Regions from separate parts of the Homo sapiens genome. Here region 1 is linked to region 2. A link is an interaction called in ENCODE POLR2A ChIA-PET data of the cell type or tissue named here. Cell type or tissue: B cell. All regions are shown on one strand. Region 1 holds the start of LOC105371505 (a long non-coding RNA gene). Region 2 overlaps RPAIN (RPA interacting protein).

Evidence for each region. Peaks named below come from ENCODE experiments on the same cell type or tissue, not always from the same donor. Only the 100,000 strongest peaks of a DNase experiment are listed, where the experiment ranks them.
Region 1: POLR2A ChIA-PET joins it to region 2 with 5 read pairs; 8 of 35 experiments call an interaction of 5 or more read pairs at or near these places.

The regions. Positions count from the first base shown.
Region 1 is chr17:5,362,882-5,367,881 of GRCh38, forward strand. It overlaps RABEP1 (rabaptin, RAB GTPase binding effector protein 1), which reads left to right. Exons shown (of 18, transcript NM_004703.6): 10 at 31-135; 11 at 2,241-2,357. LOC105371505 (a long non-coding RNA gene) reads right to left here and starts at 31. Exons shown (of 2, transcript XR_934178.3): 1 at 1-31. In B cell, no CTCF peak of the experiment used is centred here; no DNase peak of the experiment used is centred here; H3K27ac peaks cover 761 bases.
Region 2 is chr17:5,424,971-5,429,970 of GRCh38, forward strand. It overlaps RPAIN (RPA interacting protein), which reads left to right. Exons shown (of 7, transcript NM_001033002.4): 4 at 1,001-1,112; 5 at 1,266-1,329; 6 at 3,101-3,241. Among named protein-coding and RNA genes, the nearest start is that of RPAIN, 7.3 kb to the left of the region's middle. In B cell, no CTCF peak of the experiment used is centred here; no DNase peak of the experiment used is centred here; H3K27ac peaks cover 505 bases.

The DNA of each region.
Region 1 (5,000 bases), 62 kb before region 2:
CTGATAAGAGGTAATTTTGGTGCCCTTCAGGTACATAATGCTGGAAATAAACTTGGTAGACGTTGTGATATGTGTTCCAATTACGAAAAACAGTTACAAGGAATTCAGATTCAGGAGGCTGAAACGAGAGACCAGGTGAGTTTCTTCTGGATGCGCCAAATTGGATATTGTCGTTTTCATTGGAGGTGCAGAATTAATTGCCCCCCTCTCCGGCCCCAGCCCCATTTACATTATGAAGCATATCCATCTTGTTAAGTTATGAAATAACCTGGTACATGCAATGGCAGTTACATTTCCAGTGGGAGCTCACTAGGACTCTGCTTTTTTTTTTTTTGTTTTTGTTTTTGTTTGTTTTTTTTGAGAGGGGGTCTCGCTCTATTGCCAGGCTGGAGTGCAGGGGGGATCTCAGCTCACTGCAACTTCCGACCCCCTGGTTCAAGTGATTCTTCTCCCTCAGCCTGCCGAGTAGCTGGGATTACAGGGACACGCCACCACCCCCAGCTATTTTTTGTATTTTTAGTAGAGATGGGGTTTCACCATGTTGCCTAGGATGGTCTCAAACTCCTGACTTCATGATCCACCTGCCTCAGCCTCCCAAAGTGTTGGGATTACAGGTGTGAGCCACCGCGCTCGGCCAGGACTCTGTTTTTGTATATCTGCACAGGTCTGCCCAACTCTTAAAGGGACACTACCTAATCTCTTCCACCCTGCCCCTTCCGCCTAAGGCCTAAAAGTGATTTTAAGTACATGGCAAGTACTTTATGATATGGAGATCTCAGGGAGATAAAAGGTTGATTGTTGCCTCCAGTAGAATAAAGGCTTAATGGAATGTTATATTAATCAGAATTTGTGTCCTTCAGTGCATATTACTCATTTCTTGTCATAAATTTGTTGAATTAAGGTTAATAAGTTCCCAGAAATTAAGCTTTGGTAGATTTGGTATGCTGAGATTGATAAATCTTCAGTACTTTTTCAAGTGCAGTGTTTAATAATGGGCACCTTGATAGCAGTTAGGAAATAATGTAGAAATTCATGAGAGTGGGCTTGTCAAAGTCTACGTAAGAAAGATACTTTTCCCTCATATTTCCAAATTGTTCTTTGGTTGTTATGAAGATTGTTCCCTTAGCCTTCAAAATAACTTCAAGCCAATTAGAATGATGGTTTAATATTTTCAAATGTCATTGCTATTGAGTTCCTTCATACACTGTGTGCTTTACGCATAGATGTTTCAAAGGTAAATTTCTAAATGTATTTGCAAAACTAATGTAGTTGGCCCCTGATAGTGTGGTGTAGGAATGGTTTTCATAAACATTTCAGTAGACTGTTTTAAAGCCTGGCTAAAAATTAGTCAGAAAAAGAAGTGGGAAAAGGGTGTTCATGGAGAGAAAAAATATACAAAGAACAGAGTTAGGAAAGAAAATGATGTATTGTAGGAAGTATGAGTAGTTATGTGGCTGGGCACAGGGGGTGACTGTTACGAAATAATGGGAATGTAAGCTACAAGGGAAAGCCATGAAGACATCACTTAGGGAGGGGTGATGATTGAAGAGATTTAAATTTTACCCTGAAGCCGGGCATGGTGGCTCACGCCTATAATCCCAGCACTTTGGGAGGCCGAGGCGGGCCGATCACCTGAGGTTAGGAGTTCATAGACCAGCCTGACTAACATGGAGAAACCCCACCTCTACTAAAAATGCAAAATTAGCCAGGTGTGGTGGTGCATGCCTGTAATCCCAGCTACTCGGGAGGCTGAGGCAGGAGAATCCCTTGAACCCCAGGAGGTGGAGGTTGCAGTGAGCCGAGATTGCAGAGCGAGAGACTCTTGTCTCAAAAAAAAAAAAAAAAAAATTTACCCTGAAGACTTTGAGAGGCATTTAGAGTTTTAAGTAGGGAAATTATATTATTTCACTTTTATAAAATTTCTGGTGTTAGTGTGGATTGTAGACTGGAGACAGAGGATACACTCTAGTTAGGGAGAACAGTGTCATGGTCTAGAGGATCTGAGGGAGAAGCAGATGTTTTCAGATGAGATGTGTGTGAAAAATGATTTGTTAACTGTAAACCACAGTACAGTTGTCTCTTGAGGTCATTTATCTAATTTCTGTCTGAATTAGAAAATCTGTGGTGTTTCCCAGAAAAAGACATAAGAGATTTTTTTTTAAAATTCTGGAGTTAGATTTAAAAAAAAAAAAATTATAAAAGGATTCTGGTTTTTCTAATTGACTTTTAAAATGATACAGGTGAAAAAACTACAGCTGATGCTAAGGCAAGCTAATGACCAGTTAGAGAAGACAATGAAAGATAAGCAGGAGCTGGAAGACTTCATAAAGCAAAGCAGCGAAGATTCGAGTCACCAGGTAAGGGAGGGTTTATAGACTGTGGCCCATGAGGGATGACTGGGTTATTTAAATGAAAGATTCAAAAAATATAGTCATGTTTTTTTTTGCCTTGAAGATTTGGCAGTTTTATTTTCCCTCAGGTAAAAAGATTTCTTACTGATCATTCTGTGATCTCTGTTTTACAGATTTTTAAAGAATAACTTTCAAAATAATTGGTCAGTAAATGCCAGGAGGTTCTGATTCTCCTTTCCTTTATTTGTATTAGTTAGGTTTTCCTGCTGCACTGGAAACTTGCTGACAAAGATACTAATTATTTTCTTTTAAACTTTTTAAAAGTATAGCAACATGAAAGAAAAAAAAAACATATACAGATACACCAAACATACCAGAACCAACATCTGTGTAACCACCATTGAGATCAAGCAATAGAATATTAGCTGGTACCCCAGAAGCCCTCACTTTCCCCGCACTTACAACTCCCTCCCGACAGGCAGCCACTGTCCTAACTTGTAACACCATTAGATTAGCCTGTGCTTTAACTTTAGAAAATGAAGCCATACGTTCTGTGTTCTTTTGCGTCTGTGTTCCTCCGTTCAACAGTGTACTATTCCTACTCGTGATGCACGGAGTGTTTGTTCATTTTCATTGTTGAATAGTCATATCATTATACGGATATACCGCAATTTATCCAGACTAATGTTGATGGATATTTCAGTTGTTTCCAGTTCTGGGATATTATGAATAATGTTCCTTTGAAATTTTTGTATAGGGCGTGGTGGACATGTTTCTGCAGGATATGTAACTAGGGGTGGAATGCTTGGGTACAAATGTTCAAAATGCCAAATAATTTTCCAGAGTGGTTATACCAGTTTATACCTCCACCAGCAATGTATGAGAGTTCCTGTGGTTCCAAGGTGTGGAAAAATGTCATTTTGTTATTTTAATTATAGCCATTTCGGTGGATGTATAATGGTATTTCACTGTGGCTTAGTTTGCATTTCTCTAATGACCACTGAAGTTACTTAGCATTTTTCATGTTTCTTGGCCATTGGGATTTTCTGTGTGTGAGAGATTCCTGCTCAAGTCTTATCCTCATCTTTTTATTGGGTGGTCTGTTTATTTTACTTTTTTTGGTCTTTAAAAACTGATTTGTTAGGTGTCCTTTATATAATGTTAGAATCTTTTGGTGATAGGTGTTGCAGGTGTCTTTTACTCAGTAGCTTATATTTTTTGTTTTGTTTTTGAGATGGAATCTTGCTCTGTCACCCAGTCTGGAGTGCAGTGGTGCAACTTCGGCTCTCTGCAACCTCTGTTTCCCGGGTTCAAGCAGTTTTCCTGCCTCAGCCTCCTGAGTAGCTGGGATTACAGGCACTTACCACCACACCTGGCTAATTTTTGTAGTTTTAGTAGAGATGGGGTTTCACGTTGTTGGCCAGGCTGGTCCTGAACTCCTGACCTCAGGTGATCCACTTGCCTCGGCCTCCCAAAGTGCTAGGTGTGAGCCATGCACCTGGCCCATCAGTAGCTTATGTCTTCATTAATGGTGTCTTTTAATGAACAGAAGTCCTTAATAATGTAGTCAAATTTGGCCGGGCACGGTGGCTCACACCTGTAATCCCAGCACTTTGGGAGGCCGAGGCGGGCAGATTACCTGAGGTCAGGAGTTTGAGACCAGCCTGACCAACATGGAGAAACCCTGTCTCTACTAAAAATACAAAATTAGCCGAGTGTTTCGGCGCATTCCTGTAATCCCAGCCACTTGGGAGGCTGAGGCAGGAGAATCGCTTGAACCCGGGAGGCGGAGGTTGCAGTGAGCCAAGGTCATGCCATTGCACTCCCGCCTGGGCAACAAGAGTGAAACTCCGTCTGAAAGAAAAAAAAAAATCAAATTTATTAATTATTTCTTTATGGTTTGTGATTTTCCTCCTTTTTAAAAAGGAATCTTTTCCTATGGAGTTATGAAGATATCCTATATTATAGAGGTTTTATTCACATTTATATCTAAAATTCCTCTAGAACTTAGATACACACACACACACACACACACACACAGTGTAGATAAGGGTAAAACTTTTTTGTCTCGCTGTGTCGCCCAGGCTAGAGTGCAGTGGCACGATCTTGGCTCACTGCAACGTCTGCCTCCCAGGTTCAAGCGATTCTCCTGCCTCAGCCTCCTGAGTAGCTGGGACTACAGGCACCCGCCACCACGCCCGGCTAATTTTTTATTTTTAGTAGAGACGGGGTTTCACCATCTTGGCCAGGCTGGTCTCGAACTCCTGACTTTGTGATCCATCCGCCTCGGCCTCCCAAAGTGCTAGGATTACAGGCGTGAGTCACCGTGCCCAGCCAAGGGTAAAACTTTTTTTTAAAAAAAGTATGGATAGCCAATTTCTGTATGACTTGGTGAAAAGATCCACCTTTCCCCCATTGCTCTGTGTAGATTAGTTTCAGAACTATCTTCTGTTCAGTTGGTCTGTTTGCCTTTTTTTTGTGCTAAATTCTGCACTGTGATTTATGTGAAATAAAATTTTCTCTCTTTTTTTTTTAAACCCGAGATGGAGTTTTGCTCTTGTTGCCCAGGCTAGAGTACAGGGTGCGTTCTGGGCTCACTGCAACCTCTGCCTCCCGGTTTTCAAGCAATTCTCCTGCCTCAGCCTCCCG
Region 2 (5,000 bases):
TCAGCCATAAGGAACATTCTAAAGCAGAAGTTGGCAGACTTTTTGTGAAGAGCCAGATAGCAAATACTTTAGACTTCACAGACCATGTGGTCTCTGGCACAATTTCTCAGCTCTGCAGTTCTAGTGGAAAAGCAGTTATAGACACTACATAAACAAATAAGCGTGACTGTAGTTTTTTGACCCCTTCCCTAATGTCTAGACTGTGAGCTCAACAATGACAGTCTTTTTCATCTTTGTGCCCCTGTGACTAGCAGATACTAGGTACTGTTGTATGTTTGCTGAATGAATGAGCACACAGATTCTGAACAACACAGATTCCAAGTATGTGGAATCAGCAGGGTCGTCCTGGCATCAGAAATCAGTTCTCTCTTTTTTTTTTTTTTGACACAGAGTCTCGCTCTGTCACTCAGGCTGGAGTGCAGTGGCGCAATCTCGGATCACTGCAACCTCCGCCTCCTGGGTTCAAGTGATTCTTCTGCCTCAGCCTCCCGAGTAGCTGGGATTATAGACGTGCGCCACATGCCTGGCTAATTTTTTGTGTTTGTTAGTAGAGATGGGTTTCACCATGTTGGCCAGGCTGGTTTCGAACTCCTGACCTCGAGTGATCTGCCTGCCTCAGCCTCCCAAAGTGTTGGGATTACAGGTGTGAGTCACCGTGCCCGGCCAGCAATCAGTTCTCTTTGTCAACTTTATTTAGTTGCCTGTGGGACCCTGACATTCTGTATCTGTGCTCCTATGGCCTCTGGAGATGTGTGTGAAAATTGTCTCCTCGGCCCTTAGCCTACTTCACCTCTTGTGCTCACAAAAAGGGGACAGAGAGGAGGGAGAGGAATCCAGCAAGATGAAGCCAGCCTGAGAGAGCATAAAAACCAGTCATTGGTATTGTGGTCTTGCCCAAATCTTTCCCTCGTGTGAAGGAAGCCTTTGACAGTGAAGTTTAGAATTAAATACAGGGCCAGCTGAAGCATGGTGAAGCCCTCCAACTGCCTTTGCCTTGCAGAGCAGTCCATCATCAGCGAGTATGAGAAGAGCTTGCAGTTTGATGAAAAGTGTCTCAGCATCATGCTGGCTGAGTGGGAGGCAAACCCACTCATCTGTCCTGTATGTACAAAGTAAGAGTTTTTAAAACCTTTTCAGCATTATTCGTTCCCATTCCCCACTCCAAGGTGAGTGGAATCTCCCCCCAGATTTGTTGCCTGAAATTCAAGGTTTGGAGATCCAGGTCTGGTGGCCATGATGCTCTGGGATCCTAATTCTGCTTCTAGGTACAACCTGAGAATCACAAGCGGTGTGGTGGTGTGTCAGTGTGGCCTGTCCATCCCATCTCATGTGAGTGTTCCACACACAGATTTCATGATACTTCTTCCCACATGGATCTACTTTCTTGAAGATCCTCCAGTGCTGACTTGGAGCCCATTGTGCATATTTCTTCCCAGTTTTATGTTCAGTGGTGTCACATTGGTAGCTTCAAATCAGCCATGGTGAGAATATCTATGGCATGAAAATTGGCAAACAGTACACATCAGAGCCTTTAGGGCCCTGGAGAGCCATCACCGCTTAACGTTTTTATGGAGACCTCAGCTTGGGATTGGTAACGCCTGTATCTGACGTTTCATAAAAATTTTCTATATATGAAGACATACCTAATTCAGAATTTAAGCTTCAGTAATTTTTTTTTTTTTTTTTTTGAGACGGAGTCTCACTCTGTTGCCCAGGCTGGAGTACAGTGGCGTGATTTAGGCTCACTGCAACCTCTGCCTTGCGGGTTCAAGTCATTCTCCTGCCTCAGCCTCCCAAGTAGCTGGGATTACAGGTGCCTGCCACCACGCCCGGCTAATTTTTTTTTTATTTTTAGTAGAGATGGGTTTTCACCATCTTGGCCAGGCTGGTCTCGAACTCCTGACTTCGTGATCCACCCACTTCAGCCTTCCAAAGTGCTGGGATTACAGGTGTGAGCCACCACGCCCGGCCTTCAGTAATCTTAAAATACAGAAAAAGCCCTTTTATCTGGCATGATGGGGACTGCAAGTTTGCCAGTTAATTGAGCGATTGGTTAAAGAGGCAAATTATAAAAATAAAATGTTTTATGGTAAGTTTCAAACACATAAATTTATTTGCCAGCCTTTGAGTGGGGCCCTGCTGATTGGAGAGCTGAGTCACCTGTTTTATTTTTTATTTTATTTGAGACAGAGTCTCACTCTGTCACCCAGGCTGGAGTGCAGTGGTGTGATCTCTGCTCACTGCAACCTCCACCTCCCGAGTTCAAGCGAATCTCCTGCCTCAGCCTCTTGAGTAGCTGGGATTACAGGCACGTGCCACCATGCCTGGCTAATTTTTGTATTTTTAGTAGAGACGGGGTTTCACCATGTTGGTCACGCTGGTCTCGAACTCCTGACTTCAGGTGATCTGCCCACCTTGGCCTCCCAAAGTGTTGGGATTACAAGCGTGAGCCACTGTGCCTCGCTGAGTCACCTTTTTTACATAAACAACTTCTATAATACATAGTCCAGAGTTTCCGGTTTTAATTCCATAAAGTGGATCAAGAAACTGAGTATACAACTTAGGAATTTTTCCTCCCCATCTTTTACCTAATTCTATAGCTCTTTTTCTTTCTTTCTTTTTTTTTTAAGCAGCTCATCTGTTTGTTTCCTAAACATTCTACTTATCACTATAAAAATAAAACTTATTATTTACATAATAAGTAATTAGCATTACTGAGTTACAGTAGGAAGTTCAAGTAACCCAAGCAGACCCGGGAGCATATACTGCTAGTTGTTGGTAAGGATGCACTCAGCTGGTGGGGGCAGAGGCAGAGGGAGGCTGGAAAGTAGCCTACAATCTCTGAGCGTTCTTCCTGCCATGAGTGGCCATCAGTGTGTTTGACAGCAGGAGTAGAGGGCGTTGGTTAATCTGGAGAGGCAGTTAAATGGAGATGGGTTAAGAGATCTTGGTACAGTCATGGGCCCGAGTGTCTTTAAGGCTCCAAGGAGTCAAGCCATCACAGTGAGCCACGGTTATATTGGTTGGCATGAGGAATGAGGATTTTCCATCTGTTGGCTATCAAGTCACTGAGAGGAGGTTGAACTTTTTTATTTTGTAGTCTTCTGAGTTGACAGAGCAGAAGCTTCGTGCCTGTTTAGAGGGTAGTATAAATGAGCACAGTGCACATTGTCCCCACACACCTGAATTTTCAGTCACTGGAGGAACAGAAGAAAAGTCCAGTCTTCTCATGAGCTGTCTGGTAAGCGTCTCCTGGGACCCACTCTGTGGTAAGAGGGACCTGTGGTTGGTTTTATTCCCACCTTGATAGAAATAATGACCTATAAACAGGTAAATGTTTAATGCAGTTTATTATCTGAGGAATTTACCTGCATAGAAAAGTGAAGGTAACAAGTCATTTAGACTCAAAGGCCAGTCAGAAAGAAGGGAAGAGGCAGCATGGGATCACGGCAAGAGGATTGGTCTGGGAGTTAGGACGCCTGGCTCCACACCTGCTCTTCTTTGATCAGTAGTAGTGGTTTTGGATTCAGCTGGTCATTTCATAGTCATAAGACCCAGATAGGCCATGCTGGCACCACTTTTGCGGAAGGAAACAGGGCAGAAGCATAGCAGGGCAGCATTAGGTTTGTCTGTCAGTGGAGTTTTTACAGAGGTCCAAGGGCTATTCGCTAACCTGAGTGACAACTGAGGTGTGAGGGCCAGGAACACAAGTGGGTAAGGGAACCACCTGTCTTAGAAGCGTGCTATAGGAACCAATATCTCTTATAATCCATGTCCTTTCCATATATGTGTATGTATGTATGTACATGTGTATATATATCACACAAACACACATAAAACCAATATGATACGTATTATTATTGCTTTTAGATCCCAGGCAGGGGGAGCCTTGGGATTAGGAGCACACTGTACTTCAGGAAGTTCATAGCCATGGCTTTCTACTGGGAATTTAGAATTCCTTCATGGCCCTGTCATTCCAAATGCAGTTAACCTACAGAGGTCATTTTTATTATAAGCAGCATTGCCTGGTAACAGCCATTTCACCTTTATCAAGTTTCTTCCATAGGTATTCTACTCATTCATTAAAAAAAAAATGAATTGAGGACTCATTAACATTGAGAAATACACATCTCTCACAGAGCTCAAGCCTTGGGTTGGTAATAAGAGAACAGAATAAACAGGCAGTACCCTGGAGAGCTGTACAAGGAGGGCTTATGGGAGTTCAGAGGAGGGTGATCTCCTTTATGGTGACACCTTCCTGGAGGAGGCATTTAACTTGGCCTTGAAGCATGGAATCGATCTGGACAGACATGGAGATCTGGTGAGTTGTGGGGGTAGAGCTTAAGTGGAAGATCCCCACATAGAAGAACAAGGCAGAGAAGCAGGAAACTGGAGTATATACAAAGAGCATCTTGTTCTACTTAGCTGGAGCATTAGGTTCATGAGGGAGAGGATAGTTCCTGTTAGGAATAGGAAACAGATTCAGAGAAGTGATGTAATCTGGCCAAAATTTTACTACTAATAAGCGATAGAGCTGGTGTTAGACCCCAGGTCTTTGTGGTTCCAGTGCCCCTGCTGTTTCCTGCTCCAGGCTCAGGCCTTGGTGGAAGGATGCCATTTTCCATCAGCTTGTATGGAAAGAGACATAGCAGGTGAAAGTTTAAATAAAACCCCTCACTACTTCCTGTTGACTACAAGCATATGTTCCCTTCTGTTCCAGCTATCCAGCACTGGTAGCAGATGCTCAAATATGCAGTGCTTTCAGGCCTCTGTGCTGTTGTTTAGGCTGTTCTGTCTGAATGACTTTGACTCCTCCCACTACATTTAAGGATCATTTGCACAAATATTTACCAAGCACTACAATATGCCGTGTACTTCATTCAGCCTGATTCCTCACAAGGAATTGGCCAGTCTCAGCTGGCCACGGTGGCTCACGCCTGTAATCCCAGCACTTTGGGAGGCCGAGGTGGGCAGATCACCTGAGGTCAGGAGTTTAAGAC